Linked DNA regions of Mus musculus: all the other regions are linked to region 3. The links are chromatin loops, found by intact Hi-C in ENCODE. Cell type or tissue: heart. All regions are shown on one strand. Each heading gives the region's core, and the rest is flanking DNA. Links, peaks and the distances in the headings are about the cores only.

The links. A loop is a pair of places that touch in the nucleus more often than their neighbours do. Peaks named below come from ENCODE experiments on the same cell type or tissue, not always from the same donor. Only the 100,000 strongest peaks of a DNase experiment are listed, where the experiment ranks them.
Region 1: a loop joins it to region 3, with 5 times the contacts of the local background. A loop is called at or near these places in 5 of 42 quality-filtered maps.
Region 2: it touches region 3 in a loop (7-fold over the local background); 21 of 42 quality-filtered maps call a loop at or near these places.
Region 4: a loop joins it to region 3, with 7 times the contacts of the local background. A loop is called at or near these places in 10 of 42 quality-filtered maps.
Region 5: a loop joins it to region 3, with 1.9 times the contacts of the local background. A loop is called at or near these places in 2 of 42 quality-filtered maps.

Annotation. Positions count from the first base shown.
Region 1 is chr4:35,223,039-35,229,080 of GRCm38, reverse strand. C9orf72 (C9orf72, member of C9orf72-SMCR8 complex) reads left to right here and starts at 3,245. Exons shown (of 11, transcript NM_001081343.2): 1 at 3,245-3,293. In heart, for the core only: no CTCF peak of the experiment used is centred there; DNase peaks (open chromatin) are centred at 2,930, 3,220 and 3,720; H3K4me3 peaks cover 2,322 bases; H3K27ac peaks cover 1,549 bases.
Region 2 is chr4:34,684,563-34,690,604 of GRCm38, reverse strand. Slc35a1 (solute carrier family 35 (CMP-sialic acid transporter), member 1) reads left to right here and starts at 3,167. Exons shown (of 8, transcript NM_011895.3): 1 at 3,167-3,361. The coding sequence starts at 3,346. Cfap206 (cilia and flagella associated protein 206) reads left to right here. Exons shown (of 13, transcript NM_001347062.1): 13 at 1,591-2,031. The coding sequence ends at 1,821. In heart, for the core only: a CTCF peak has its summit at 3,250; a DNase peak (open chromatin) is centred at 3,254; H3K4me3 peaks cover 1,731 bases; H3K27ac peaks cover 1,270 bases.
Region 3 is chr4:34,775,759-34,781,800 of GRCm38, reverse strand. Smim8 (small integral membrane protein 8) reads left to right here and starts at 3,435. Exons shown (of 3, transcript NM_001330757.1): 1 at 3,435-3,522. In heart, for the core only: a CTCF peak has its summit at 3,338; a DNase peak (open chromatin) is centred at 3,400; H3K4me3 peaks cover 1,251 bases; H3K27ac peaks cover 900 bases.
Region 4 is chr4:34,884,734-34,890,775 of GRCm38, reverse strand. No RefSeq gene overlaps it. Among named protein-coding and RNA genes, the nearest start is that of Zfp292, 4.8 kb to the right of the region's middle. In heart, for the core only: a CTCF peak has its summit at 3,880; a DNase peak (open chromatin) is centred at 4,095; H3K4me3 peaks cover 1,908 bases; H3K27ac peaks cover 1,452 bases.
Region 5 is chr4:34,547,381-34,553,422 of GRCm38, reverse strand. Akirin2 (akirin 2) reads right to left here and starts at 2,808. Exons shown (of 5, transcript NM_001007589.3): 1 at 2,150-2,808. The coding sequence starts at 2,378. In heart, for the core only: no CTCF peak of the experiment used is centred there; DNase peaks (open chromatin) are centred at 1,882, 2,072 and 2,832; H3K4me3 peaks cover 3,341 bases; H3K27ac peaks cover 2,295 bases.

The sequences.
Region 1 (6,042 bases), core at 668-5,667, 450 kb before region 3:
GACATATTTATTGGAGTTATAAATACGTGTAGAGTGTAAGAGGGTTGTAAGTCATTCATTACTGTATTTATTATATCTGAGTAGTTACCAAAAAAAAAAATGAAAGTAAAACCATCACTTCTAGAATGTACTGATCTAATTTTCTAGCTCGCCTGATTGCACATAAACCTTACAGCAACCAGGTGACAGATTACTAGGCGTGCTATTTTCCTGCTGAGCAACAGTGTCCTGCTAAAAGACTGCACTGACCAGCTTCCTGTGGGGTCAAGCAAGGAAGCCCCAGAGGAAGGGACTATCAGAGGAGTGCAATGTACCTATGGGAGTCACTTCCACTCCTATTAGAAGGGCTGCAGCCATTGCTTTCTGTGGGTGTTCTGCCATCCACACACAAGGGGAACAAAATGCCCTTGTCATGGATACACAGTCTTACCTAGGGTCACACTGGCCACTCTCTCCATTCCCTCCTTTAAGCCCCCACAGAAAGCTAGCACTGTGGACACTGAGTCACCAAGGAGTGAAGAACTGTCCAGTTCCGTGGTTAACCTAAAGCAGAGACGATACTTAATATCTGTTGTGGTTACAGAGCCCAACCTCTTATTTTGCTTTAGAAATCCCCCTTATCGAGGAGTGTCTGCATGACTGAACATTAGTGAAACATGATAGCTGACATTTTTCTATATCGGGTCTTTAAAGGTGTTGTTCTGGTTGGAAATAGGGGATAGAGTTCTCAGTTCCTGTTTGGAGAGATACTCCCTTTCTTTTTCTTTTCTTTCTTTCTTTCTTTCTTTCTTTCTTTCTTTCTTTCTTTCTTTCTTTCTTTCTTTCTTTTAATGGGATCCCCCCGCCCCCTTGATAGCCTTCAGCATGTAGTGTAGCCTAGGATAATCTTGAACTTCTAATCCTCCTGTCTCAGATTATAGGTGTTTGCCATCTCGTCAGTTCGTTTAGTATTGGGGAGTAAACCAGTACGTGGTAGGCAAGCCCTCTGCCAAATGCCCTCCACTTTCAGCCCTGGAGATATAGTTCTATAGCCAGCATATTTTCACTTAGAGCCTGGAGTTATTTGAGGTAGATTATTTGTAAAGTTTGAGAGGACAGGGTTAAAAATCTATCACACCAATATCATGAATCATATTTCTACATACAGTTAGCATCATTTTCTCTTTGGTTCTCTGGAGGAAAGATGTATTCTACCTTACACCTTTCAGGCAATACAACAATTATGAACCAGCATACCTACTTATTATTTTCTTCCTGATTAATAAAAGTTAGCTACAATCCAATTAAAATATATAGGCTACTTTACCTATGCCTAAGTAATTGTTCCATCTGATGTGAAGAAAAAGGTCTCCACTCATTGATCACAAAATATAAGTTGTATCATGGTTTATTTCATTTCCTGTGGTCATACAATATTTTAGATCGTGATGTTTCATTTTTTTCTCCAAAGAGAGAAAAAGAGAGGAATATGGTAGGGACCAAACCCAGGGAGTCACACATGCTAGGCAAGCCCTCTACCCACGAAGCTACATCCCTAGTCCTTTCTTGGTTTGATTATTTTTTTTAAATAAAACATTTATTCTAGGACTGATATTACACAAAATAAGTTATTTGAGGGACACTGTTTTTGTCTCTAGGTAAAATTTTGAAGGAAAAAAAAAACACTAAGAAGGTATATTCCTTCAAAGTTCCAGTCTTATTCTGAAGTGTAATGTTATGTTAGTTTGACTCACAGACAGGTTTTAAAGAAGGGCTTACTTCAAGAGGACACCAAACAAATACCTTCTATTCCTAGTGGGCTCTGGAATCACAGAAAACTGACCCAATCAATTACATTGATAGCTCTGGCTTACTACAGACAAGCAAATTATCTTAAGTGTGCATGCATGCGCGTGTATGTGTGTTAGTACCTAACACCCACCTGGGAACTTTTCAGCTTTTCAGTGTGGGATATAGTATAAACGTCTATTCCTCGTGTTGTGGATTAGCTGACTGGCCTCACTCAGCTGCCTTCCTTACCTGCAAACTCACCCACTTTGACTACAGCATCGCACTCTTAACCCTAGCCTTCCAAACATGGTCCTATGCTATTTCTGTGTGTCTGGATGTATTTTTAACTCTCAGATGTATACTTCATTTATGAGATATACATCTGAAGACCACGGTACAAAACACTGTAAGAACTTGATAGAATGACAACTGCTAGGTAAAAAAAAAAAAAAAAAAAAAAAAAAAAAAAAAAAAAAGCATACAATACCTGGTGAGAGTTCTATTTTTACCGAAGGTGGTATTGATAGGTATTCTGTTATTAATGCCTTTCTTTTCCCTATAAATGATGAAAAGTTGCTGGAAAATAATAAACACTACTCATCTGTAGTGAAAAGCCACAATACAGTTACAAACCAATCAATCAATCAATAAATCAGACGTCATGGTGTTCTTTTCCCAAAGGTTAAAAAACAAAGTGCACTGTGCTATTTGGCAAAAATGACGTTTAGAAGAAAACACGGTGACTACGCACAGAGGGTGGGGGAATCATTGTGCTTGTTGCGGAGTGAACACGTACAGTGTGCACGCAGACTTACGGCATTTAACCGTGTCATAGGGACCAAAGGAAATCCACTCACTCACTAAATATTTGTTGAGCACCCACTACCTGCCAACTCCCAAACAAAACAAAGCAAAACTACTTACAACCACAAACTACGCTTCGTAACCTAGATAGATAACGCAGGTGACACTATCTATCTAGGTTGAGCTCAGCTCTGCCCATGCTTTTCCTGAGCGGCTCTTGGAAGAAAAGCTACAAAGCCCATGACAGCCTCCGCCTGGCCAGCTGCCACTGGCATCTCAAGGCTGGCAAAGCAAAGTGAAAGCGCCAACCCGGAACTTACGGAGTCCCACGAGGGAACCGCGGCGCGTCAAGCAGAGACGAGTTCCGCCCACGTGAAAGATGGCGTTTGTAGTGACAGCCATCCCAATTGCCCTTTCCTTCTAGGTGGAAAGTGGTGTCTAGACAGTCCAGGGAGGGTGTGCGAGGGAGGTGCGTTTTGGTTGCCTCAGCTCGCAACTTAACTCCACAACGGTGACCAAGGACAAAAGAAGGAAACAAGACTGCAGAGATCCGCACCGGGGAGCCCTGCAGATTCTGGGTCTGCTGTGGACTGGGGGCGGGACTGCGACTGGGCGGGCCTGGGGGCGTGTCCGGGGCGGGGCGGTCCCGGGGCGGGGCCCGGAGCGGGCTGCGGTTGCGGTCCCTGCGCCGGCGGTGAAGGCGCAGCAGCGGCGAGTGGGTGAGTGAGACGCGCGGGCGGAGGGGGGCTGCTGCCACGGTCGGCTCGCGGGCCGGCCGGCTCCGGGTACCAGCGGGGTTTTTTTCTCCTTCGAGGTGAACTCCTCCCTGTCCCCCGGGCGAAAGAGCCCTTGGCCTTGCAGGAGTTGCGGGGGCCGCGGCGGTGCGGAGGGGATGGGGATGGGCCTCATCTTTGCTGTCCGCCCGCGCTCCCCGATCCCGACCCGGAGCGTCTCCCGGGCCCTTGAGGGAACCCTCCGGGAGTACGGCGAGCGCGGCCCCCACCGCCACAAGCCTGGGCCCCAGGGGCCTGGCCCGGCGACAGCTGGTGGGTCCTGCGACCCAGTCAGGTCTCCCGAGGGTCCCCGCCCGGGAGGAGAAAGCGCCGGTGGGATGGAGTAAGGACGGACAGAACAACACGCAGGCAGGATTTCGCAGAAGTTTGCAAGGAGTGCGGATGCCCACTTACATGGGCTGCTACTCTTACCAGGTTGTTCCCCAGTTCTGTGGGACGTGACCTGGTTGCCTCACAGCTCCGCGGTTGTACAGACTTATTAAAGGAAGTGACCATTGTGACTTGGGCATCACTTGACTGATGGTAATCAGTTGCAGAGAGAGAAGTGCACTGATTAAGTCTGTCCACACAGGGTCTGTCTGGCCAGGAGTGCATTTGCCTGGGAGGGATTGGTTGCGCTTTCTGGTGTGGGGACTATTAGGCTCTTGTAGAGTTTTGTCCCGGCAGATGGATAAATTTCTTGTTACACTGTTCCCGTTCGTCACCAGTTGAGAAAAACGGGTACACAGTCTGTCTCAGTAGTACTTTTACTTTATATTAAGGGCCCAAAAGGGACTGGAAAATACTTTAAGATAGAATCGTTAGTCCACTTGGAAAACTTAAAATATGAGAGAGAGAGGGGGGGGGGAGAGAGAGAGAGAGAGAGAGAGAGAAAGGAAGGAAGAAGGAGGAAGAGGAGGAGGAAAGAGATTGAGATTATGTTAATAATATGGAATCAGAATATTTGAAATATAGTAAGCGTCCCCTCAGTTAAAGAGGACATTCCAGGAGGCCCCCAGTATAGCCTGAAATCTCAGGAAACGCCTACATACACCCATCGTGTGGATATAGGTGTTTTCCCTTCATTACATTTCATACACAGATGTTAAAGTTTAGAAAGTAGGCACAATAAGAGATTACAAATAACTGATAATAAAGTCGAGCCATTGCAGCTGCTCTGTAAAAGTCCTGTGAATGTGATCGCTTTGTGTTTCAAAGTAACTTACTGTACTTCACCCCTGTTAAGCAAAACAAGATTCACCTGAACGCAGGCACCTTGGTACCTTGGCAGACACCAGATCTGATAACCAAGAGGATGGAGAAGTAGTGGCAGACAGTGTGGAGAGCATGAATATGCTAGACAAAAGGGTGAATCATAACCTAGGAGCAGAAAGCAGGTATTTCATCATCCTCCACAGTAAAAACCTATGTCACGTAAAAAACCTACAAGTAGTTTTTCTTTTACTCTTTTTGAATGAAAGCTTGCTACAGGCACTGAAAGTTAAAATAATCTGTGGATCAGGAGGAACAGGGGTTTTCTGTCTGAGTCACTGCTGACTAGCACCTCAGTGACCATTGGCACTGTGGGAAACCCCAGAGTCAGTTGGAAACTTCGAAACTAAAGGTGACGGTGTTCTTATTTCATAGAACACAAAAAATAAGAGGGGTTACAGCCTGCGCTGCAGACTGGACATTCAACAAGCATTTAAATTTCTGGGAGACAAATGTAAATATAACTTTAAAAGTTGGTAAAATACTCTGTTTGGCTATGTTGGCCATCCAATGTTTGCTTTTAGAAAATGACTGAATGGATAAAACGTCTATCTTTTGAGCCTGCCCTAGACCCCCATGTTGAGTGAATACTGTCCAAGTGTTAGGTTAGCCGGCCTGAGAAACTTGGATCTAGGCAAGATGGCACAGTCCTGGTGTCATGAGTATGCATGTGAGTTTTGGCTGAAATTGAACATTTGTAGAGAATGACAAAGGCTGGTCTGGCAAGTAGTCCACTGTCTTTACAGTGGTCTTGGTTAGTTCCTGTTTGGCTGAGAGGGCTGGTTGATGGCTGTCCTGCCCCTCTTCCCACAAGTGGAAGCCTTATGGTATAATTCTTGATCACAGTAGCAGTAGGCAAATGAACTTCCTCAAAGCAGCCTGGAAAGCTGATTTTTTTTTCTTTCTTTCTCTTTTTTTTTTTTTTTTCACAAGGTTAAAGAAAAAACAAAGGGCTTCAAATGTGCCAGTCTGCTAACAGTGTTAACATGTTTATTAACATAAATAAACTTTATTAGTTTTTGGAAGTATTGGTTAAGCCCTCGTGACCCCTGAACTCGGTTTATAGAGTGATGAGTCGTAGCCTCACTCTGGTTTGGACTCTGGCTTCTCTCAGAAGACTCTGTGGCTAATGTTAACCTTCTGAAGTAGCCAGAAAACATATAAGCAAAAGTCTGTGAGGTTGAAATGAATTTTTTGGCCACATTTGTATATGGGTTCCCACCAATGCTAACTTCAGGTGTTAGTAATATCAGACTCACAGCTTCCCTGATTACACTTCGCTATAAGACTTTATTTTTTAGGTCATAGGAATTTCCCCTTTTTCATGATTCCTAAATCATGAAATAACATAGTCTAAAAATACGGTATTCCTGAAATAAACAATTTCTAAGTTTTAAGCTGCGTGCTATTCTGAACAGTCTGA
Region 2 (6,042 bases), core at 522-5,521, 91 kb after region 3:
GCGATAAAATCACTTATGCCTGAAACCGTAATGTGTTTTATCCACCATTCTCCTGAAATGGTGAAGTAAAATGTGAAGTAAAAGATCGCCCAATAAAGACAGAAAGCTTGCAGACTTAAAATGTACTTAGGGGAAGGCTTTCGTAGTAGGGAAGACTCTTGCTCCAAAAGCCCAAAGATCAGAGTTTGGGATCCACAAGCCTACGTGAAAACGTAAAGGCTGGCCTCAATGGCACACAACGCTGCCATCCCCGGGTGCCCACAGGAGATGGGAGGTGGAGCCATGAGACTTCCCGGAAGGTGGCCTGGCTTATGCAGTAGCAAAGATACACATGGAGAACTCCACCTCAACCAACCTTTGGCTTTCACTCAGAGGGGGAATAGTATTTAGAATTTTTTTTAAGAACTTGAAGTGTGTTAAAGCAGGTCTTTTAATCTTGGTGGGTTGAACAGAAAGAAGATGGGTATTTAAATAAGACTGGGCAGAAAAGCGCCAGGCGTGGTGGGGACAGCAAGGTGTGAAGGCAACGGCTCGGACACACAGAATCTTACTGCTCTCACTGCGCAGTGAAGCTTCCCAAGGGAGCGCGTCCTTCATTGCATCTTATAGGGGACAATCTGATAACTTGTTGGGTCTTGTTGAGGGCTACGAGCCAGTGGCAGAGCACTTACATATAGCATGTGTGAGACCCCAAGTTCTAATCCCAGCACAAAAATATTTGTTTACGTAACAAGTCTCTTGGAATAATAAAATTATTCTATCAAAAATAATGAAATGACATAGTCTTATGAATGTAGAGATTTGGATCTATGATGGTTCAAATTCTGAATTACTTAGGTCTGCTCTCCTTCACTTTATGCTTTTCTTACCCTTTCCAAATTGTTATTATTTCTTATCTCCTCTGCTTTCTTTGTGGGGCTGAGGATGAATTTAGGGCTTTCCACGAGGTAGTCGCCTTGAGACCACGGAGTTATGGCATCTAGTCCCCATCCTCCATGGTTACTAGCCTGTGCAATCTGTCTAGTCTCATGTTTTCCAGTTATCCATGAACAGAAGTAAGCAAGATGAAAAACGAGTAAGCTGGAAACAGATTTTCATATTGTCAGCATAGTGTGACGCTCATTCTAAAAACCCACTATAAATCGTCACTTTCTCATATTGGACCGTCGCAACCCAGTCGTGTGCATTTCTCTTCAGCTCAGTCTCAGCATGTCACAGGTTTTCCCACTTTGTAAAGGATTCTTAAGTTTATTCTGTTCTTGATTAATTTTTGCCATGCAAGCTGATAAGTTCACTCCCCAGAACCTGCCATAAAAGGAGAGAATTAATACCAGGGGTTTTCCTCTCTCTTCCACATTCACACCACGGCATGCACATGCCTGCAATCATACCATACACATCCTCCTCCTCCCCCTCCTCCCCACCCTCCTCCCCACCCTCAGCCTCCCTGTCATCATCCATCCTCACCATCATAGAAAAATGCATTATTTATTTGTGAAATGGAAAGTTAATAGGCAAACATTAACTAAATGCCTGATTTTTTACATTTTTTTAGAGAAACATTATTCCCTATGTTCTCTTTCTACCTAGGCTAATTTGCGCCAGAAAATTACTCACTCCGTCCAGACTGACCTTAGCCACATGAGAAGAGATAACACCTCACAGGTGTACCCTTTGAAAGAGGCTAGCACCCAGTCCAAGAGAGAAGGCAGCAGCCGAGTGCCCAGGCCCCAGATTTTCATAGCTGGCCTTCGTGGGGGACAAAGCAAAACAACCTATGGGGTGAAGGTGAACTTAACCAGAGCGGTGGACGAAACCTAGAGATGGACGTTTACAGGAAGCTGCTCCTTAGTGGCACGGATGGAGGGTTTAAAGTGCTGTGCGTGTATAAAGCTCATTTGCGGGGCTGGCACAGTCACTGGTTGTGTGACTGTGCACTAGGGCACCGTATCCTGCCTGACTGTTATGCAAATCTAAAAGCAGTTTCTGTAGTACATTTTTCGTTTTATTAAAATTGACAAGTAAAACTCTGTCCGCGTATTTGTTTTATATTTTAGACAAAGTTTACAGCATTAAGATTGACATTGCAATGCCAGCTAGATAGTAGTATGCTTATCACTGGAATAGAGGCTGCTTCTAAAACCCTACAAAATGTTAAGCCCTGACACTCTGAAACACAACGCTCTGCTTCATTGCTATTTAGTGATAACAGATTTCTATATCATGAGCCTTGCTATCTGGAACAAGTGAAGCCTACATTCATATGCTGCCTTTTAAAAGCCAGAGAATTGATATTTATATTTGAATTTTGGGCTCATTGAAAAAAATCAGAATGTCTGATAAGACTGGCTGGCATTCCAGCTTGATCCTTTTATGCTCTGTTGTCTGCCTCAGAGCCCGCTGTGGCTTAAGCGCTTCCCACTTCCCACTCTGCGGCCTTATTTGGCTCATAAGCAGTTGGGTTTTCAGGTCCTGAGAATTCCAACTTTTTAGAGGTATAGTTTTTTTTTTTTCCTTTTCCATTTTTTATTAGGTATTTAGCTCATTTACATTTCCAATGCTATACCAAAAGTCCCCCATACCCACCCACCCCCACTCCCCTACCCACCCACTCCCCCTTTTTGGCCCTGGCGTTCCCCTGTACTGGGGCATATAAAGTTTACGTGTCCAATGGGCCTCTCTTTCCAGTGATGGCCGATTAGGCCATCTTTTGATACATATGCAGCTAGAGTCAAGAGCTCCGGGGTACTGGTTAGTTCATAATGTTGTTCCACCCGGGGTTATTTTCTAATAACATCCTCTAGTCACAGTAACCATTAGAGCGGTTGAAGTGCCTGTTAATACAATCTAATTTTTCTGAGGTCTTTTTGCTGCCTGAAGTTACCAAGTTAAGCTAGACAGTGACAGTAAGGATGATGAAGACAGACACAGTACTTCCGAGCAGTATGTAATATATACTAAATTTATCCAAGAGGTAACCATGGAAGGCCGTGATGGAGTTGAAAGTTATAAAAGTCCGAGTTCTCGGAGCCTCTCTAACGGTCTTCACACAAAGGAATAATCGAGAGCATTTCAGAATCCTTCTTGCGGGGCCCATCCTCTCGGAGGGGCTGGTCTCTAGAAGGAAACGCTCGGCCACCTTGACTCCGCCCCCCCTCGGTCGACCGGAAGCTGCGGTTTTCCGAGCCCCCGCAGGACCGAGTCTCCCAGACTTGTCGCTCCGCACGCCGCGCGGCTTCCGCCGTAGCCCCCGCTTCCTCCTCGCGCGTGTGGTGCGGCGGGCTCTCTAGGCCGGTGCGTCTCTATGGCCGCAGGGGCGTCAGTTCCGCAGACTCTCTCGGCACCATGGCTCCGGCGAGAGGTGAGGCCGGGCTGCGGGCGGTCGCTAGGGAACGGCGGCCCGGGGTGTGCTGGCCGGGCCGGCTCTGGGGGCCGAGCCCTCCCTGCAGGGAGCGGCAGCGGGCTGCACCCGCACACCGGTGCAGTGAGCCGCCCGGGCGCCGGCCAGGTCCCTGCCTGGAGCGAGGCTGTGGTTCGGAGCCCTGGGCTTGAGGGCGCGCGCTGCTCCTCCCGATGGCGAGCCGTCTGGCCAGGGCTGTGGTGGCTGTCCTTTCAGGTTTTACGTAAGCTGGCCCCAAGGCTGAGGTTTTATTCTATAGCACTGTGGCTAGGACAGGCCAAAAGGCGGTGACGATTTTGTATTTATTTATTTTTAAAGCAGGAACCAACACTACATGGTCTCATTCTATAGCCCACGTTGGCTTCAAACTCGGGGAGATTTTCCTGCCTCAGTTTTACAAGCGCTGGGATTAGTGGTCTGTGCCCTCATGCCTGGCGACAACGTCGCTTTTTTTTTTTTTTTTAATTTTGTTTGTTTGTTTTTGTTTTTTCACCATTTCCCCAATGAGCACTGGCTTTAAGTCTAAATAAATGTTGGACAAGCATTTAAAGAATATCCTTTTGCGTGGATGTGAAATTATTTATCTTTGGGGGAGGGGATTTGACATTTAACATCAGGCGCCATGTAAGTTTTCTGTGGTGGTGGATTGTCCCATATCAGATAAGTCCTGTAGCATCCGGGAAGAGGGTAATAGGAAAAGTAGGGCGATTGACAAATGAACACTTAAAAGATGCAGCAGGCAGATCGGTACCCGCAAGGGTTGTTTACAGATTTAGACTTCTTGCCAGCACATACGTTGTTACATTTGGGTGTGTTGCACTTTTTTATCCTAATGAAATACAGTTTCTATACCTCCTTACATAGAGTCATCTTAACGATTACTCACCTGCTACTTCCTGCTATGTCCAAGCTTTCAGGTATGACAGTAATAGTCCCCCTAAAATGTAACTGGAAAACAAAAGGATAACTCCAGACTGACTCTTCTGGGGGATATTCTCCACCCAGAAACAAATGCCGTGGAAGGTAACAGATTCTCCACAAAGGGGGTGCTGGATGATCAGTGGGCCAGGTTTCTAGTTAATGGCGTGATATGATTTGAATTCTTAGGATAGTTTAAAGTAGCTGCGTACCATGAATATTTATATTACCTGGGAACGTTGACATTCCTAATCAATGAAGTTTCATCCTGGAAAATGAAGAATTGTAGAAGAAATGTTTTGATCTTATGGTAAACTGAAATGTAAGTGGAAATCATGGTTACAAGGATTGGTTTTAAAAGTTGAAATGTGCTTCTAAAGTGGTATTACAGACCAAAGTCATCTATGTTTTATAGTATCCAAACTTAGACTTTTCTACTTTGATTAGTAATTATTTTCAAGAATTACATTTGCAGACCTTTTCATTATGGGTGTCTTAAACAAAACAAAACAAAACACCATGATATGGCTTATGCCTATTAATCCCAGCACTTAGGAGGCAGAGGCATGCAGAACTGTATCAAGGTCAGCTTGCTCTACATAGCAAGTACCAGGCCAGCCAGAGCTACATAGAGAGACCCTGTCTCAAGGAAAGGAAAAAAAAAAAAGTATGTTTTCTGGAGTTAAACATCTTTAGTATTTAAATTATCTTGCTTTTTTTGAACCAGGGACCTTTAACACAGCCCCCCCCCCCAAAAAAAAAGTGATTTGAGTTTTCACTTCTTAGTTATGAGAATATTGATAATTTCAGGTCATGGATGGCAGGCAGTCTTTCTGTAGAGAGCTGTTAGTCTCCGCCATAGCTGCTGAACCCTACAACTATAGGCAAGATAATTAAGGCAGATGAGCATAGCTGTCTCCTAATTACACTTTATGGACGCCAAAATTTTAACTTACTATTATTTCCATGTGTCTTGAGATAGGACTTACACATTTTTCCATTATTCTGAACCATCATATAAAACTATGGATGGTGTAGTTCTTGTACTGACGGATTAAATGTTACTGCTCCATATTTCTGGAGTCATAAACTCTTTCATAAGAAAGTTTTAGAACAATGGAAGTATTATAGTACTTCCCTCAGTGCCCTTTACATAAGCATTGCTGGTCTGGCAGATTGGACCATTTAGGAAGGAAAGATAAATAGTTATATGGCGTATTTCTTCTTCTCTGTTGTACTACTTCTTTGGTTTAAGAACTTGCTTACAACTTACAAATCCTGCTTTAATTCACCAAGGAGGAAACACTTATATGGAGACACTGCTTCCCTAGCTTCTTGTGTAATCATATTTTAAAGTATCTGTTTGAAACACCTATTTTATTTACCTATGATTAGGTATAATTACCTATGATTAGGCTTCCAAAGGAGTGAACAAAAGCACGTTTAGCACATAAGACGTCAGTTAATAACTAGCATCCCGGAGGAGTCTCTTGGCATCCTTAGGATTATGTGTAACCCGTGAACTAAGACCAGTGTTCCCAGGGGACACTTGTTACTAATCTGATGACAAAACACTAACTGTGAACACCTAGCAGATCCAATGTAAATCCATTCTCAGTAGATCTCAATGACAAGGATTAGATTCAATTATAATTAATAAAAAAGAAATTGTGGGAATTGGTTTTCTCATATAAGTCTAACACAATACTCTAAATTTTGTCATG
Region 3 (6,042 bases), core at 516-5,515:
ACATCCATGTTACTTAAGGGAAGCGTCCAAGTTTTCAAATGAAAGGAGGAAGAGGAGAAGAGGTGGGGGAGATGGGGTGCAGAAGATCAAGGGCGAAGGTGATGTGTTTGAACTTGAGACTTTCCAGAGGGTTTGTGGCTGGTGGTGGGTGGGTGTTTCTTTTTTAGAGGCATCATTGAACACTTTTCAGAATGCTGTTATACTTCATCAAACATTGTGTGGCTCAGCGGCTCAGTTTCTTGTTTAACGCCCTAAAATGATAGAGTTTAAAGCAAGTAAATGGAGATTCTAATCTTCCCAAAAGCTCCTGTTCTTTTTTCGAGTCTCAGGAAATACCTTCTCAGAACAAATGCCATCGCATTACAATAAAACTGCCCAGTCAACCGTCTTTGCAATGATGTTAGAAGTATGTTTCAGGTTCCAGAAATCACCACTGCAACTGAAGTGCCTGGACCAGGCAAACTTTATTCTTCATTGAGAGGAGAGGTGCACTTGCTTTTTATCAGAACCCAGGTGAGTCTTTCCCCAACTAATGGGGTCCAACCTCATAATCTCTTTCAACTGTGTAGTCTGAAAAGAATTGGCACATGGGAAATAAAGAAGTCTCAAAACATTTGCATAAAAGTCTTAAAAGGTTGGGGGAGATAAAAGATTTTACTTCTTTGTCCTGAGTCCTAAACACAAGTTTTATAGTATTTGATAAAAACAGTTCATATTTTGTATTTCTTTCAATGATCACACATCATAAAGATTTGTGATTAGATCTTTCTTATTTAACCCCAGCCATGAGAAACTGTTGCTTGATCTGTTTTACTGAAAGCTTTTATAGTGTTAAAAGTTGGAATTCTCGGGCTGGTGAGATGGCTCAGTGGGTAAGAGCACCCGACTGCTCTTCCAAAGGTCTGGAGTTCAAATCCCAGCAACCACATGGTGGCTCACAACCATCCGTAACGAGATCTGACGCCCTCTTCTGGTGTGTCTGAAGACAGCTACAGTGTACTTACATATAATAAATAAATAAATCTTTAAAAAAAAAATAAAATAAAAAAAAAAGTTGGAATTCTCAGTTATTTTTAAAAGACTGTAAAACCATTAACCAAAGGTCATATAAAGAGAATTGACAATTTGTTATAAGTGCTAGAACAGAAAATGAAATATTGACTGAGTTTATCTATACAAAGCTTCACTAATAACTTAAGTTATGGTTTTTAACTCTCCATGAACCTGTGTAGCTGTGGCAGGTGACGAATGTTTAGCCAGATAATTACTACTAATGGATATGCATGTAAACATTCTCTGTTGTAAACTTATTCGATTTATGGTTTGAATTTTGTGTAAACTTGTGCTGAACTTTTTACCATGGGATCATGTATTCTGAAAGATGTAAATAAGTGCTGAGGATAAAGAGAAGGGAGCAGTTCTCCTTGTCTCACTTCTCTTAGCAATTCTCTTTGTCCCACTTTTTTACATCCTGCCTTTTTCCTAGATCCCTTACCCACCTACCCCCCTTTTTACAAGCCTGTTTCCCCCTTTTTCTCAGAAAGCTTTCATCGGAAACTTTTTACAACTTAGAAATAAATGCTCAAATCACTTTCCAAAGTGTCCCTTTTTTCTTCCTGTGACTTCAACTAGCAGGATGAAAGTTAAAGCTGTGCAGTTCCTGCTGGAGATAGAACAAAGGCCACTTTACTTAATCTCCTCCTGTTTTAGGATGAGGTGCAAAACAGTTGCTCACCTCAGAAGATCTCAGAAGGCAGGTTAGCTACTGAAGCACAGTGACTTATAATTGAGATAGGAAAACGTATTATTATTATATAGTAACCCTAAGTGCCTTCTAAGACCAAATCTTATCACTGCTAATGCTCAAGGAGAGCCAGAACATGAAAGAAGATCTTCCAGGGCTGGCCCTGGGCAGGTTCACAATTGTCTTTAACTCTAGTTCAGGAATTCCATGCCCTCTTCTGCCTCCAAAGGCATCAGATAGAAAACTCACGCATAGACATATATAAACAACATATATATATATATATATATGATACTACCCGAAATAAATCACAAGGACTGTTAATCCCACAAGGCAAGAATAAGACTACTATCACAATTTTTGAGCTAAGCAGGCTTTATTAAATACTGGCCAGGACAAGGGACACTGCCCAAGGCCATATCCAGGAATCCCAGAGTAACAAATTACATTAGTCAGAAGCGTATACAATCAAAACTGACAAGGCTATATACATCCCACTTTTATGTAATCAGGGGCAAGTATACATCCTGACATATTTCCTGCCTACACCTCCCACCTATGTGTGCACATCCTGTGCAGCTGAGACAACCAGCCTTGTTTACAGAAGTGAAAACAAGTGGCTTGTTGTCTTACAGGAGCAACAGCTCCCAGCATTCCAAGAAGCTATCTGTTCTTGCCAAGAGGGGCTTACAGTTTAGAGACATTTCTGTTTTATGCCTAAAGCACACAATAATTTAAACTTAAAATATACCTTTAGCCTTCACAGGACAACTCAGGAGTCAGGATGGGAGGCCATAGAAAAGAGAGAGTAGGATTGGTTTTGAAAATTACCACAAACAATGTTCACATTTGTCAACTGATAATCCATTAATTATATCATATACTTTGGCTTGATGTCCTCGTAAAATAAGGCTAGGACTTATATTACTTAAAAAAAAAAAACCCGTGTTTGAGAAAATACTGATAATGTATGATTTTTGAAATTAAATATAAGCGAACTATTAATATCTATGTGAAAAACAAAATCGTCAGTGCTATCAGAGATCCCGTGAGAAGTCTCTTTAACCCCTGGAGATCTAATTTGGGAAACTCTGATTAGTAATCTCTGATCAATTTGAATGTGTTTTTTTTTTTTTTTTTTTACACAAGTGATGGTAGATGATCCCTGTCTCAGAACGGCTAGACTGACCACAGTCCCGGTTCTAAAGACTCGAACCCTTCACCACCACATGTAAAACTTCTAATTCCAGTCCCTTTTCTCTTAAAGCTCTTCTGCCACACCACTGCTCAACTAAAAGCACCCTATAAAGCCCCAGACTCCTTTTTGGCGATACTGCACTTCCTTCTCTTGGAGGCAGCTGGATTCTAGCCTGAATCTTTCCATTTCCATTAAGTGCCATTAGGTCCCATTTCCAATTCTGGATATCTCTTTATATAAATATACATGAAACCCACGAAACGAAAGCTTATTTGAATGTGAGAGGCTGAAAGTCAAAGGCCCCAAGAAATCAAACCAGACTGCTCATCTGGGTTCCAAAGCCAAGGGCTCCTGCAGTTCCAATGCCAGGGCTCGGCCCGGACCCCTGCTCTACGGCCTCCGGAGCATAGATGGCGCTGTGGTGCGGCTCTTAGAGCCCCGGCGGGAACGCGCACTGGTTGGGCGCGCACCGGGCGAACCGGAAGGAAAGTCCAGCAGCGGGCGTTCGCACGGGACGCCGGAAGTCTCTGAGCCTGGCGGCGTCCGAGCTGAAGCTTCCCCGGCTTCCCAATTGCCCAAGGTCAGGCTCCGCCAGCCCTCGAAGGGGAGGGTTGTGGTTTGCAGAAGATGCTAGGGTAGGTTGCCGGGAAGCCTGCCCGCCGACCACACAAGTTTTCACACTTGTTTATGAAGATTTATACTGAGCTCCGTAGGAGCCTGGGTATCTGACCGCGGTCTGAAAAGCTTTACAGCCTTCAGGTCCTTGCCACAGTGACACTCTTTCCCCAATCCATGAGTGGGGTAAATTACGAGGTGGAAAGTGGGTTTTGTGTGTGGTGTTTTTCTTTTTTCACTTTAAAGTTATATTTTACAGTAAAAACGATAGAGTTTATTTTTTAAAATCTAAGCGATCTCATTTCCCCACTGTGAGACAGGGGGCTGGCTGTCTTGGAACTCGTTCTGTAGACAAAGCTGGCCTGGAGCTCAGAGAGATCCGCCTGCCTCTGCCTCTCTAGTGCTGGGCTTATCTTAGGGTCCTGCGTCTGGTAGTACTTTATAAATGCAAAACACTTTCCTCAAAAATCAGTTTTGGAAAAAGATGCTGATGGAATAGGAGTCCACTACAATGGGAAGAATTGGATTATCCTACCCTAGTAGTGAAAAGGCATCGAAGGTAGGAAGGTTGCACACTATCTGTAGGATGACCGCTATTTTGTTAACATCTTTCCTTTTAAGAATGTTAACAATGTTAAATACACATCTGTAATATTGCAGTGTATAATATCATTCCTTTTATTAAGGTGGAATCAGAGTTGTCACTTACTCAAAAAAAAAAAAAAAAATTCCTTTAGAAGCACCAGAGTTGAGATTAAGCTTACTTAGTTCCCTCAAGCTATAAAGCCCTGATTCTTTCTCAAAGTTTCTCATATTAATCTAAACTATTGAAGGTGTCCTACTCCGGACTTTTACTTTCTTAAGCACTAAAAGAGTATAGTATGTGAAACATAATAACAAGAGTATCTATACTATCGTTGAATGTTTGGTCCATTTGAGGCAGTTCTCTATATATTTGAAAATAGAGTGCTTTTCCTAAACCAGTTCTCATTGTTTATATCTTCATACTTCCCCATACAATATAATATAGGTAGCTATGCCAATCTTGTTCTAGTGAATTTGGTGTGTACAGACACGGATAGTTCATTCGTTCACATGCACACATGTGCAGTATGTGTGTAGAAGCCAGAGGTCAGCCTGATGATGTTCCTCAAGGGCCACGTACCTTGTTTTCTGAGACAGAGTTTCTCACTGGGACCTGGGACTTACTGATCCCAAAGGGCTGACTGGTCAGAGAGCCCCAGAGATGAGCCTGCCTCCCCCACCCCAGCACTGGGAGTTTTATGGACATACCACAGCCTGGGTTTTATATGATGCTGGGGATTGATGCAGGCCCTCAGCACTGCTAATTAGTAACAATATATCGTCTGACAGTTATCAAGTGTTTATATAATGAGCTTCAGTGTTTTCTCCCTCATTGCCCACGAGTCCACCAGTCCAACCTCTTCTTCCCAACAGGCCCCTCTTTCCTCCCTCCCCCCTAACCTCCCTGTGTGCATAAAGTTATCTACCAGAGCAAGAACAGTTTATCAATGGGTATACCACTGAGGGAGATGGCACGTTCTCACTAGTTAACTGCTAATAGTTCCTCAGGGAGGAGTGGGGTCTGGTGCTTATTTTGTGTGAATAAGTATTTGTCTGTGTGTGTATATATATGCACCATGTGCGTGTCTGGTACCCATGGAGGCCAGGAGAGAGCATTGGACCCCTGGAACTAGAATTGCAGGCAGTTGTAGCCACCATGTGGGCTCTGGGAACTGTCCCTAGTCTTCTACAAGGGAAACAAGTATTTTTAACTGCTAGGCTGTCTCTTTAGCCTAACTAGTAAGTTTTCAAGTGTTGCTTCTCAAATATATTGTGGATCATCCCTCTAAATATTAATTTTGGTACAGTAGAGGAGGAAACACATACACACATTAAAAGATGGCTAGCCCTGACTTTGTTTGGACTTCTATATTGTGTCATGATTTCATAGACCTGCTCTTTTGTCTTGAGGTATACCCTTTCCCCGCACAAGGAAGAAAGGCAGAGCAAAATAAAAAACATCCTATTATAGAGCAACATATGACATAAGTGTAGCTTATCATTTTAAACAAGTATGAGAAATTCTGTTCGTGGCATGCCCGCTCATGTTCTTGATCATTAGTAGATAAGAAAGAAGTGTGATGGGAAAGGAAGACAGAAATACAGGCGCTTGGACAGATCGTACAGCTGACAGGGAGAGATAGCTCAGCGGTTAAGAGTACTGACTGCTCTTCCAGAGGTCCTGAGTTCAAATGCCAGCAACCAGATGGTGGCTCACAACCATCCGGAATGAGGTCTGATGCCCTCTTCTGGTCTGAAGACAGCTACAGTGTACTTACATATAATAATAAAATAAATCTTGAGGCCAGAGCGAGCAGGGTTGGAGCCAGCAGGGATCCTGAGTTCAATTCTCAGCAACCATATGATGGCTCACAACCATCTGTACAGCTACAGTGTACTC
Region 4 (6,042 bases), core at 759-5,758, 110 kb before region 3:
GAACTCAGAAATCTGCCGGCCTCTGCCTCCCAAGTGCTGGGATTAAAGGAGTGCGCAACCACGCCCGACTAGTGACCAAAGTTTTACAGGGTCTGGGGAGACAAAAATATTTTTATAAAAGTTTTACAAGGTGGAGGAGGCAGGTAAAAAGATTTGAATTCATTGCACTAAATACAAGTTTCATAGTATTTGGTAGAAAAGTCTTATGTATGATATTTCCTACACTGAATTTCCAGGCTGTGGCTAGCTCTTGCATGTGAACTAATGCTTTTCTCCGTTTTTACATAATTTACTTTGAAGGAGTATGTAATTGTTCCTTGTATAATAACTGATACTATGACAGGGAAATTATGCAAAGAGCCATAAGACAAACTAGAACATAAAAATCACTTTAGAACCGTATACAGAACACTTAAGCATGCATAGCCAAAAGGAAAATGTGAGTTCAACCATAATTCACCTTTAGGGAGGCAGGTTAGAGGACACCTTAAAAGCATGACAGCTTTGAGTTAGTCACTGGATAATGACACTGCTATCTAGCGAGTACTCAGCATTTTATATACACATTTCAATCTATCCCAACAACTTAGGTTGGGGGAAATATCACTGCATGAAATACAAATAGGGATTAGGAAATGGGACCAGAAGGTGTCATCAATCCCCTGATACTTAATTAAATTAATGACAGATCTGAAAGGTTCAAATCTCCTAGACTGCAGTGCCTTAAAAAATGAGGTCACGGGCTGGGGAGATGAATCATCACTTGAGAGTGCTTCCTGCTCTGGCAGAGGACCTGAGTTCCTAACACCTGTGTCACTTGCAGAGTCTGAAGAAGATTGCTGAAGGAAGACCCCAGACTCGGATAGTATGCAAAGACAAAGAGCTTTTATTCTGCAGAAACATCCAGCAAGCAAGGGTTATCATTGTTTCCAAATGGCAATACCCACAGAGACATTCAGGTTCTTTTTATAAAATGACTGCTTAATTGCTTCTGAGATAACAGCAGACTTCTAATACTTAGGGCGCATTCCAAGGGGTTACAGAAGCCATTAACGGAAGGTTAAAAAGAATATATACAACACAGGACGCCAGGTGCAAAAACAAGAGATAAGATATTGACTGAGTTTATCTAAACAAGACTTCACAGATGGCTTAGTTATCGTCTAAAACTTTTCATGACCCTGCAAGCTGGTAACAAACGGTGAAAGTTAAGCCAGAGAATTGCTCCTAGTGCATAGGCACGTAGGCATTCTCTGTTATAACCTCTTATTCAATTTATGACTGAATTTATGTGCAGACCTGCAGTGAGTGTCGTCCCCCCCCCCCCCCCAATGTGAACACAGTTTCTGAGAGTCACACAAGTACTAAGAACAAAGGGCCGACATAAGTCCCTCTCCACTTAGAGGAGGGCAATTTCCTGTGGCGGCTTTACCTAGCCTTCCACTGAGTCACTTTGAGATGCTAACTGGAGGCTGCAGGAGCCGACCCCCCGCAAAGCGACTTGGTCAGGCGGATCAGCTGCAAGAAGAACTGCAGAAGCAGGGTACCGTTTACCTAGGCTAGAGAGCAAATATGGTCTCTCTACAGTCTAAACTGTTTATAATGAGAACAAGGACGACAGGCTACTGTCAAATACAAACTGGATTGCATTCATTTCAATGGATACATATTGACTACTAAGTACACTGTCACTTGCCAAGTGACATTATAGAAAGTAGACTGGACATAATACAGTTTCTACTATTAAAGTGCTACCAGATTGTGAATAAGACTCAACTATATGGCACCTGACTGTATGCAACACAGTAAGTGGTTCATCAAAGCTACCCCACTTTGAAGAGTGGGGATCAGAGAAGTATAGAGAGAAAGAGAACATTTTGTAAAGGTGTGCTGTGATTGTAATTCTAGCCCTCCAGAAGCAGAGGCAGGTCGATCACTGCAATTTTGAAGCTAGCATGGTCTACATGGAAAGCTTCAAGACAACTAACACCATGTAGTAAGACTCTATTACAAGAAGCAGTGTTAAACAACAAAAAGAACTATGAGGGCTGGAGAGACAGCTCAGCAGGTAAGAGCACAGGCTACTCTTCCAGGGTTAGATTCCCAGTACCCACTTTGCGTTCACAATAACTTGTAACCCCAGATCTGATGTCCTCTTCTAGCCACTGCAGGGTCTATACATACATAGTACACAGACATACATGCAGGTAAAACATCTATAATGTAAATAATAAAATTTTAAAAGTCTGATAGAAGTTGCTTGTTGGAAATGACTCTTGTTCAATTTGTGATCAGAGCAAGAATACTCAAAATAGTACCAATTAAAATAGTACTGCTTCTATATTGAAGAAAGTGTCAAAAACAAAGGTTCCCAACCTATGGGTTGTGACCCCTTTGGCGGGGGGTGGGTGAACAGTCCTTTCACAGGGGTCATATATCAGATATTTACATTAGGATTTATAACAGGGACTGGAAAGATGGCTCAGCACTTAAGGGCACTGACTGCTCTTCCAGAGGTTCTGAGTTCAATTCCCAGCAACCACATGGTGGCTCACAAATATCTGTAATGGGATTTGATGCCCTTTCCCTGGTCTATAAGCTTCATGGAAATTTCTGGGCAGTCGTGGCGCATGCCTTTAATCCCAGCACTTGGGAGGCAGAGGCAGGCAGATTTCTGAGTTTGAGGCCAGCCTGGTATACAGAGTGAGTTCCAGGACAGCCAGGGCTACACAGAGAAATCCTGTCTTGAAAAACAACAATAACAACAACAAAAGATTCATGGAAATCAACAAAATTTCCTAAGTTGATGTCCTAGAATGAGAAGAGAGACCTGTGCATTTCTAAGTTCATTTCACCACAGCATTGCTATTTTTTAAAAACTCAAGTGTTACAACAGTGTGATATTATATAACACCCGATGAGGTAAATGATGTACAACGATTATAATTTAGAACTACAAGGCTGGGCGTATAGCTCCTAGTTGATAGAGCCTGTGCACAAGGGAAAGAGTGGGGAGAGGAGGAGGGGAGAGGGAAAACTATTTTCTGTATTTCTCTTTGCTTCTTTAGAGAAATGGTGCACGCCAATTCAACTACGCTACAGAGTTTGTTTCCAAGGTTCTGTTTTTGCTTTATTTTATGACTGCTTTCATTTGGGTGAATTAGAATAATTAGCGATGGCTTAGTTGACAGAAAGGCTGCCAAACATGCATAACGAACTCAGTACTGCACAAAACGAGTGTGACGGTGAAGGACAGTAGGAAAAGAAAATCAAGTCATTTTTCTGCCACGGAGTTCAAATCAAACATGGGCTGCAAAGTGAAACTATCTCAAAAAAACAACATAGTTTTTTCTTCTTCTTTTTTTCCTTTATATGTCATTACTCATTTTCCATTTGGTTTTTCTTCCTCATAAGGTAAAAGAAAAAAAAATCCCGCTAGATAAATCCCTCTGTTTCCCTCCATGAAAAGAATGTAAGGACTAAAACTAATCTTTTTACTCGTGCTTCGTGTTTCGGGCTCATTGGAATTGTGTACGTAAGCGGACCAGTGCCTGGCTTATGTTTTCAGCGCTTTTAATCGATCCGGTTGCTGTCTCTCAGAGGAGGAAAAAACATATCTTCTCTACAAAAAGTGCAGTGTGATTTTAGCAGATGAGGCGGCGGTCTTCACCCAGATCTCCAGTCTTCTTGGATGCACTCCAAGCAGACGCCAATCCTCGCGTCCCCAAGGCTGCGGGTTCAGGCGTCCGGGTGCAGCCCAGCTCTTTGGAGAAGGCCGGCCAAGCCCTGCAGGGCGAGTCTCCCGGCCTCCCTGCCTCCTCCGCGCGCAGCCCGAGCGGCTCCTCCCGGCGGGCTCTGGAGGCCGCGCGCCCGCGGGCTGTGTGGCCAGCTGAGGCAGCTCGGCTCGCGGGCTTCGGGGTGCAGACAGGGCTGGGGAGCAGCGTGGCGGCGGCCGGCGCTGCCAGCGTGCAGCAGGCACCGCGCATCCCCGGTTCCAGTCTTCAGGTCCCGCAGTCTAGGAATTCCTCAAGAGCCGGCTGGTGCGCCAGGCTTGCAGGAAGCCCGCAGGACCCGGGAAGCTGGCGCCACCCGGAAGCGCGGCTCCTCAGCACAAGTGCCGGAAGTGTAACTGGTGGCTGAAGGCTCGACTGCCTGAGGGCCCTTGTGATACCACGCCCACGAACTAACTGCCTTGCTTGGTCAAAACGCTGTCCCCAGAAACCTGGGGGCTTGTGGCCCAAGTGGCCTTATTGTCATTTTATGGACTGGGTCTCCAATTTTTCCTAAGAGCCTCTAGGCAGAGAAGGGTATGTGCGTGTGTGTGTGTGTGTGTGTGTGTGTGTGTGTGTGTGTGTGTAGTGGTTCCTGTGAACTGAAAGTTTGGTACTTAAGAAGCTAACGGCTACGGTTAAGTTTTGTGTGTATAAGGTCTCAAACCTGGGACATATGGCTAGCCAAGGGACCTGTTGTATAAAAACTGACCGTGACCATCAGGTTCTCAGCATTGCTAAGACCTGTTACAGAGTCCTGGCTTCTCTTAGCACGCCTCACCCCTGCCTCCCACCATAAACCTCTCCAGCCCCTGAACTTGCTTGTCTTCCCCCAGCTTGCGATTCCTAGAGAACTTAGCTATTTTGGGTGCACGCTCTTGGTCCTCGGCTCCCTTGGTCTCTTCTCTCTGCTTCCCCGCTGTCCCTCTAATCATCTGATCTATTCTGAGAGAAATGTTCACTCTGTACTCTCCCAAGTTGCCTCTGGCTGTTCTCTCCTTTGACAACCATACCAAGGGACAATCACATGCTCGTTTCCACTCAGTGTGCTTGTTGATTGTCTTCTCTGTGGGTTGGTAGGATGCCCTGCACCCACAGGCGTTGTATTAAATAGCTATGTAGATGTCTCTCTTTATTTTCAATTGTTAGTTTCTGTGCTATGACTGGATATTTGGTATGGTCGTTTCTGTGGCCCATTACTTCTTTCTATATGTAAATGTTTTGTCACTAAGTCACTTGCCCAAAAAGAGGAAAAAGCAAACAGGTCACAGAAAGTCACCTTGGTCTCAGGCTGGCCAAAAGGCACTAAGACATGGATTTTGAGGTCTGAGATACTCAAGCCATGCCTAGTGTGACTTGTTCTTCCTGCTGCCTGCAGACTGGGCTGGAGAACTGTTAGTTACAGCTCGAGCACCATGTCTTCCTGCCATGATGATAACGGACTAATCCTCTGAAAATATAAACCAGAAATATTGTCCTTTATAAGAGTTGCTGTGGTCCTGGTGTCTCTTCACAGCAATAAAACCCTAACTAAGGCCGTCTTTCTCCTCATAATTCTCAAGTTTAACAGTCACAGACACTAGATAAAAGCAAAAGGTGCAGATGAATTTATATGGCCGTACTAGAATGCAGATCCAATTTATGATTCCAGTTTCCTTTAAAATTTTATTTTCTATGTAAGAGTGTCATACCTGCATGAGGTCTGTGCACCACTTGCATGTCTGGTTCCAGAAGCAGTTGGCATCCCCTGACACTGAACTCACAGACAGCTGTGAAGCAGCCACCTGGTACAGGGACTACAACCCTGGTCTTCTGGAAAACTAGCAAATGTTCTTAACCACTGAGCCCATCTCTCCAGCTCCTAATCCAGTTTTTTTAGCCACAAGGGTATCATGGCCTGAAGGTAGGAATGACATTACTAGGTACCCCCTCCCCATCCCATTACCAGAGTCTCCGGAATGTGCTCTGCCATCGAGCTACACCCTAGCCCTATGTAATAATTTAAAAAATCATTATTCAGGCATATTTCACTTTGGATCTTTCTCTCCACACCTGCTGCTACACACTTTCCTTCCTGTAAATGAAGTGTGGTGTAACTCATTACTGTTGAATTGTAGAAAAGGTAAGCTTCCTAGCCTTTAGTTATTGTACAGTCCTTGCATTTACTGGTGCATTGGCTAATCACATATTTCTTTTGATAATTTTCATTGGAATCCTAAAATAGCATACATTGATGGAACTTTAATACCTGAACTATATATATAACCTGGGA
Region 5 (6,042 bases), core at 301-5,300, 230 kb after region 3:
CTCTGCCTCCCAAGTGCTGGGATTAAAGGCGTGCCCCACCACCACCCAGCTGATTTGATTTTAGGTTTCAAGATGTGGTCAAACTAGATCAGCTGGCTAAAAGACTAAAAATACTCCCAGTTATTTTACAGTATACTGATTGAGATGTGGAGACTCTTAAACACTCTGCACTACAGCACTGACATGGCAGACTGGGAGATCATTACCGTTTCTGAACAACCTCCCTTAAGTAAAGAAACGTGTCATAGCTCCCTGCTGTGTTAGTATTCAAGATTATTTTAACTGCATAGGGATATATTGTAACTCTCAAACTTATCACTAGCTCCAATGAAATTTATTGCTAGTTACAGCTATTTTAAAATGGCTCCATTAGTAGATAGGACACCATTTCAATGTTCAAATTTAGCATTTCATTAAAAACAAAAAATGTCTGCCCCAAGAATTCATTCTCCAGCCCGGCGGAGGTGGCGCCCGCCTTTAATCCCAGCACTTGGGAGGCAGAGACAGGTGGATTTCTGAGTTCAAGGGCAGCCTGGTCTGCAAAGTGAGTTTCAGGATAGCCAGGGCTACACAGAGAAACCCTGTCTCGAAAAACCAAAAAAAAAAAAAAAAAAAAAAAAAAAGGAATCCATTCTCCACTTTGTTCCCTTGTTTTACAGTAATGACTAAAGCAGGGGGTTCTCAGCGCTCCTGATAAGCCCACCCTTTAGCACAGTACCTCATGCAGTGATGATCCCAACCCTATGATTATTGTTGCTACTTCATAATGTAATTTTGCTACTGTTATAAATCATAATGCAAATATCGGAGCGTTCCCCCGGGGGTCGCGGCCCACAGATTGAGAGCCATTCCTCTAACAACTCGGTCAGGAGTGCCTTTATACACATATGTGGGGGAGGGCAGCTTAGGTATGATCCTTAAATAAACGTCTTGGAATTTCTACGAAAAGTGACTGCAACTCATAAAACAGCTTTTGGCTACGTTATATCAAAAATTTAAGAGCCAGACTAGGTAACTGAGGTTCTCCATGGATTTGGGTATGAATATTTAAATGTGACATTTAAAAAAACACACATGGTACAGTCAATTTCATATAGATGTTACCAAATACAGAACTCTATAGTTCCCATCTTTTTAAAATGAATTACTGAGAAAAAAAAAATTTAAGCTAAGCAAAGGCTTTAAGGATGATATCACTAAGGGCTTACACACACAGGCTCACACACTCTTGCATGCCACACACAAAAGAAACAGACTTACACTTCAAGTCCATTAAAGTTTACCCTAAGATTGTGCCGAAGGCACACAAAGATTTCCAAATGCAGAGGGGGAAAAAAAATCCCTAGGTACACATTTAGTATACAAAAGCAATCAAAGGTCCATCCGGCAGACACTTTGAGAAAATGTTTCAAGACTTCAAGTCTGAAGTCCACTGGAATCTTGATTTATTCGTTACTCTCGAGGCTAGGTTGTTTTCTCCCAACATACTTCATTGGGATAACTAAAGCATTTACAAATAAACTAGTCAGTCTCAATTTGAAGTACACCTTCCTTTTCATTAAAAGTTCAGGATCTCTTAAGGACTGGACGCATAGTGAGATCACATTACAGTACTCGGGAAGAACATTTGCTTTGTTGTTGACCCTGCTAGGGAAACAGGTCTTGACTCAGCCAAAGTGGCGTTCTTGTGGGTGATTAATGACAGGCCTACAACTCGCCCCAGTGACATCCATCCCCCTCCAAACCCCACCCCTTCTATACTAAAACCAGCCAAGTCTAAAATGGAGGAGGGGCTGCCTTCTCGCCTCAAACCACTCAGTCACTGAGTTAATAGCTGCAACCAATCGATTCAGCCCAAGAGACCCGGAGATTCGGGTGAAATGTGACCCTTCTCTCGCCTGACTTATGAATAATATCACCCTCTCTGATCATTTCCGCTGGGGCTCTACATAAGGAAACGATTCTAGGGATCTAGCCCCAAATGATCTGCCTCACAATGAGGGACCCCCACAATGCCGGCCAACCCGACTCGTACCCACCCAACCTGCCGACACCACCCCCACCTCGGTTCAGGCCCTTCCTTCCCTTTGTGTCCGCACCCAAGCTCCCGGCCGCAGCCCACCCCGGCAGCCCCGGGGCCGAGGCCCACCTGTGGTGAGCCGGGAAGAGACGTCGCCGAAGGGGGAAGGCTCCATCCGGAGATACTTCTGCGGCGAGGCGGCCGCGGCCGAGGCGGCGGCGGCGGCGGTGGCGGCGGCAGGGGAGGCGGCAGCCGAAGCCGGCGCCGACAAAGGCGCGCACCGCCTCCGCTTCGGAGATGCGGGGCTCAGCAGCGGGTCGAAATCCAGAGTCCTTTTCAGAGTGGCTCCGCACGCCATGGTGGCGGGCGGCCGAGGCTCGGCTCGGGCGGGGCCGGGAAGGACGGGGGCAAACGGGCCCTCCGAGGTGCCCGGTGGGTGTGGGGCCCGGGACGGCGGAGCCGCGACAGGGCAGGCGGGCGAGGCGCGAGGGTCGCGCCGCCGGCTCGGGGCCGCTCCCGAGAGGCCGGGCCGCCCCCGCCGTGCGCTCGGGCTGAGCGCGCCGGGGCTCCTGCGCGGAGACCCGCTCCCTTCGGAAGTGGACCCGGCCAGTGGCGCGACCCAGACGCGATCTCCGACACGCCGGTGCAGACGGAAGCTCGTGAGTGGCGGCCACGCGCGGGAGCTGCGAGGTAGCCCGGCCGTACAGAGCTAAGCAATGCACTCGACCCTCTCTTCTCCACGGAACAACTCTGCCACCCGCCGCCGGCCCCAATATGGCGTCAATAACAACGCCGCCGATTCAAATCCTGCGGCCCCAGGGCGCCTGCGCACCGGGGGCGGGCCCGCCAGAGTGCATTCTGGGATTTGTGGGGTTTCGTGAAGGGCAGGGATCGGCCTGAAAGGCGGTTACCCAGAAGTCACAGAAACTACGACTCCCGTCATCCAAGGCGCACGATCCCAAGTTCCGGGTTGGAATTTAAATACCCCCTCATAAGTAAGAGAGTTTAAAAAAAAAAAAAAAAAAAAAAGACCTAAGGAAGAGAAAGGAGAGCCTGTGAGACAGTGGGGAAGAGGAAGCGAACCCATTGGAAAAGCAAGCTAAGCACTTTAGAGACCCTGTGAAGATTTGGCATAGTGACTTAAACGGGATATAACAAAGAGCCAGTCTAATATTTGGAGAGAGATTAATTTAGCTGTCAGGAGCGCCAAAAAACCAAATCTGTCACATGGAGGAGATAGGAAATAATGAAAACACCAATTTGGGTCCTCGAGACAGAACGACAGTAATAATATCAGATTACAGGATCTTTGAAGTCTGTGCTTTGCGCTTCCCAGATAGGTACTTGTTTGCTTATTAAATTCTGCATAGCTGAAAAGGAGCACAAAGTCAATTGTTTACTATGAGCAGAGAGCGATCAACACCAGAAATTTGTTGAGTTTGGAAGGCTGGGTGGGGTCTAGGGAAAGGCAAGCAAATAAATGCCTAGGGAGCAGGACCCATCTTTATTAGCAAAGTGGGAAGAAATATTTCTAAAATTTGTTTTTTCATCAACTATCTAAAATAGGGATCGACTACAGCACTGATGAAGTAATTTATGTAGATACTTTATATCTTCTGCCTGTGGATGCTAGCTCTCCACCAAGATTATAAGTATTAATACGCCTAATGCTCACTCTTTTCTGCTTACTCAGAAATCAACATATGTGGCTGCTTTATAGTTGTTTTGGACAATACCTCTCTATATATCCATTTGTTTAGAATTGTTCACCACCACAAAGATCAGCTTTCTTGATCACACTGTATAAGCAACTCTGTCACACTTATTTTAATTTAGAATATAGTTCTTAGAAAGTATCTTTTGAGAAAGACCAGCATTCTATGAAACAGTCACTTAACTAAGACTTGTACTAAGGATGTGTTTATTAAATTATAAAAACTCCAGGAAATCTGTTATTGTGCTGAAACTGACTGGACGTTCATACTTTATGTAAGAGCAGAATAAGAAAAGTTCTTGACTTTTTTTTTTCCTTTGGAGATAAGATCTGATATCAAATTCACTGGGTAGCCAAAGATGACCTTGAACTTTTGACCCTCCCACCTCTACCTCCTGAGAACTAAGGTTAAGATGATTGGCGTGTGCCATCATACATCGTTTATATATTGCCAGGGGTCAATCAAGCACCCTAGCAACTAAACAGCAGCCTCTCCTTTTGTCCACTAAGATTTGACCACAGGTGGCACGGAAGGTAAAAGGGAGCCACAAGACAGGACATTGAGATTGTGTGGAAGAGGAGGAAGGGGTAATAGAGTATTTGTGACATGAAAGCAGAAGGTAACTGCCAGGGGAGAAAGGGTACACGGCCTGGAGGAATGAACAGAAACAAATCAGGTATGAGCAGGCCATAACGCAAATTGCATTGTGGGCTAATGTTAAAAATAAACAAGAAATTCAGTAGGATAAATAAAAGCAATTGTATAGAGGTCAGAAAAAGAGCAGTAGTAAGGACTACCAGCGTTAGCCACTCTAATTGTCTGGGAATGTCGATATAGCTAGCATAGTTTGCTCATTTATGCTTTTGTCTTTTGTTGTTTGTTATTTTTGAAATTTGTTAGTTGGTTTTTCCTAACTGTTGTATGGCTATGAAGAGACACTATGATCAAGGATACATATAAGATAAAGCATTTAACTGGAGGCTTGCTTATAGTTTCAGAGGGTTATCATCATGGAAGGAAACGTGGCATGGATGGAGTAGTAGTAGTGAGAGCTTATAACTTGATCTGGAGGCAGGAAAGAGAGACAGAGAAAGAGAGACAGAGAGAAAGAGACAGAGAGAGACAGAGACACACAGAGAGACAGACAGACAGACACAGAGAGAGAGAGACACAGAGAGAGAGACACACACACACACACACACACACACACACACACACACACAGAGAGAGAGAGAGAGAGAGAGAGAGAGAGAGAGAGGGCCCCCCTTGTGATACATCTCCAACAAGACCACACATCCTACCTTCCTAAATAGATGACCAACTGAAAAACAAGTATTCAGCTTGTGAGCCTTAGTGCCAATTCCTATTCAAACCACCATGCTAATTACTTTGATTTGGGGTTTGGTTTTGTTTTTGTGGCTCTAATGGTACCCTGTGTGCATTAGGTATTTCCCTTTCCTGGTACCAGGGTTCCCTACAGAGTGACATTCAGTTTTGACATAGCTTGTACAGTAAGTTTTTCTAGTTTTTCTTTCTGTATTTTAAGGCATTTTTTATTAGATATTTTCTTCTACATTTCAAATGCTATCCCGAAAGTCCCCTATACCCTCCCCCAGCCCTGCTTCCTTACCCACCCACTCCCACTTCTTGGCCCTGGTATTCCCCTGTACTGGGGCTCTTTCTATATTTTTAATCGGTGTGTTTATTATAATCTGGATTTTCCTTAATTTTTTGTTCTTTCTGGTTTAAATTTAAACATGCCTGGGGCAGTTTCCCTTGGAAATTTGGGAACTCCTATCAGCAACAGTAATTCTTTCTGCATTAGGTCTGCAGCTCTAGGCTTATGTGGCCTACAGGAGGGTCAGGAGTTCAAGTTCATCCTTAACCCAGAGGCAACTTTCTGGCTTGAGAATGAGACTGGCTCTCACCAGGGAGTGGAACTCTTTGAAAAGATTAGAAGGATTAGGTGGTGAGGCCTTGTTGTCACTGGGAGAATGCCTTGAGGTTTTCTTTTTTCTTTTCTTTTTTTTTTTTTAAAGATTTATTTATTTATTATATGAAAGTACACTGTAGCTGTCCTCAGAAACTCCAGAAGAGGTCATCAGATTTCATTACAGATGGTTGTGAGCCACCATGTAGTTGCTGGGATTTGAACTCGGGACCTTTGGAAGAGCAGTCGGCACTCTTAACCACTGAGCCATCTCGCCAGCCCAAGGTTCTCAAAAGAAGACATTCAACACAGTGTTTCTTTCTCTCTGCCTGCCGGTCTGTATGTAGGTAGCTCTCAACTACTACTCCAGCATTTTG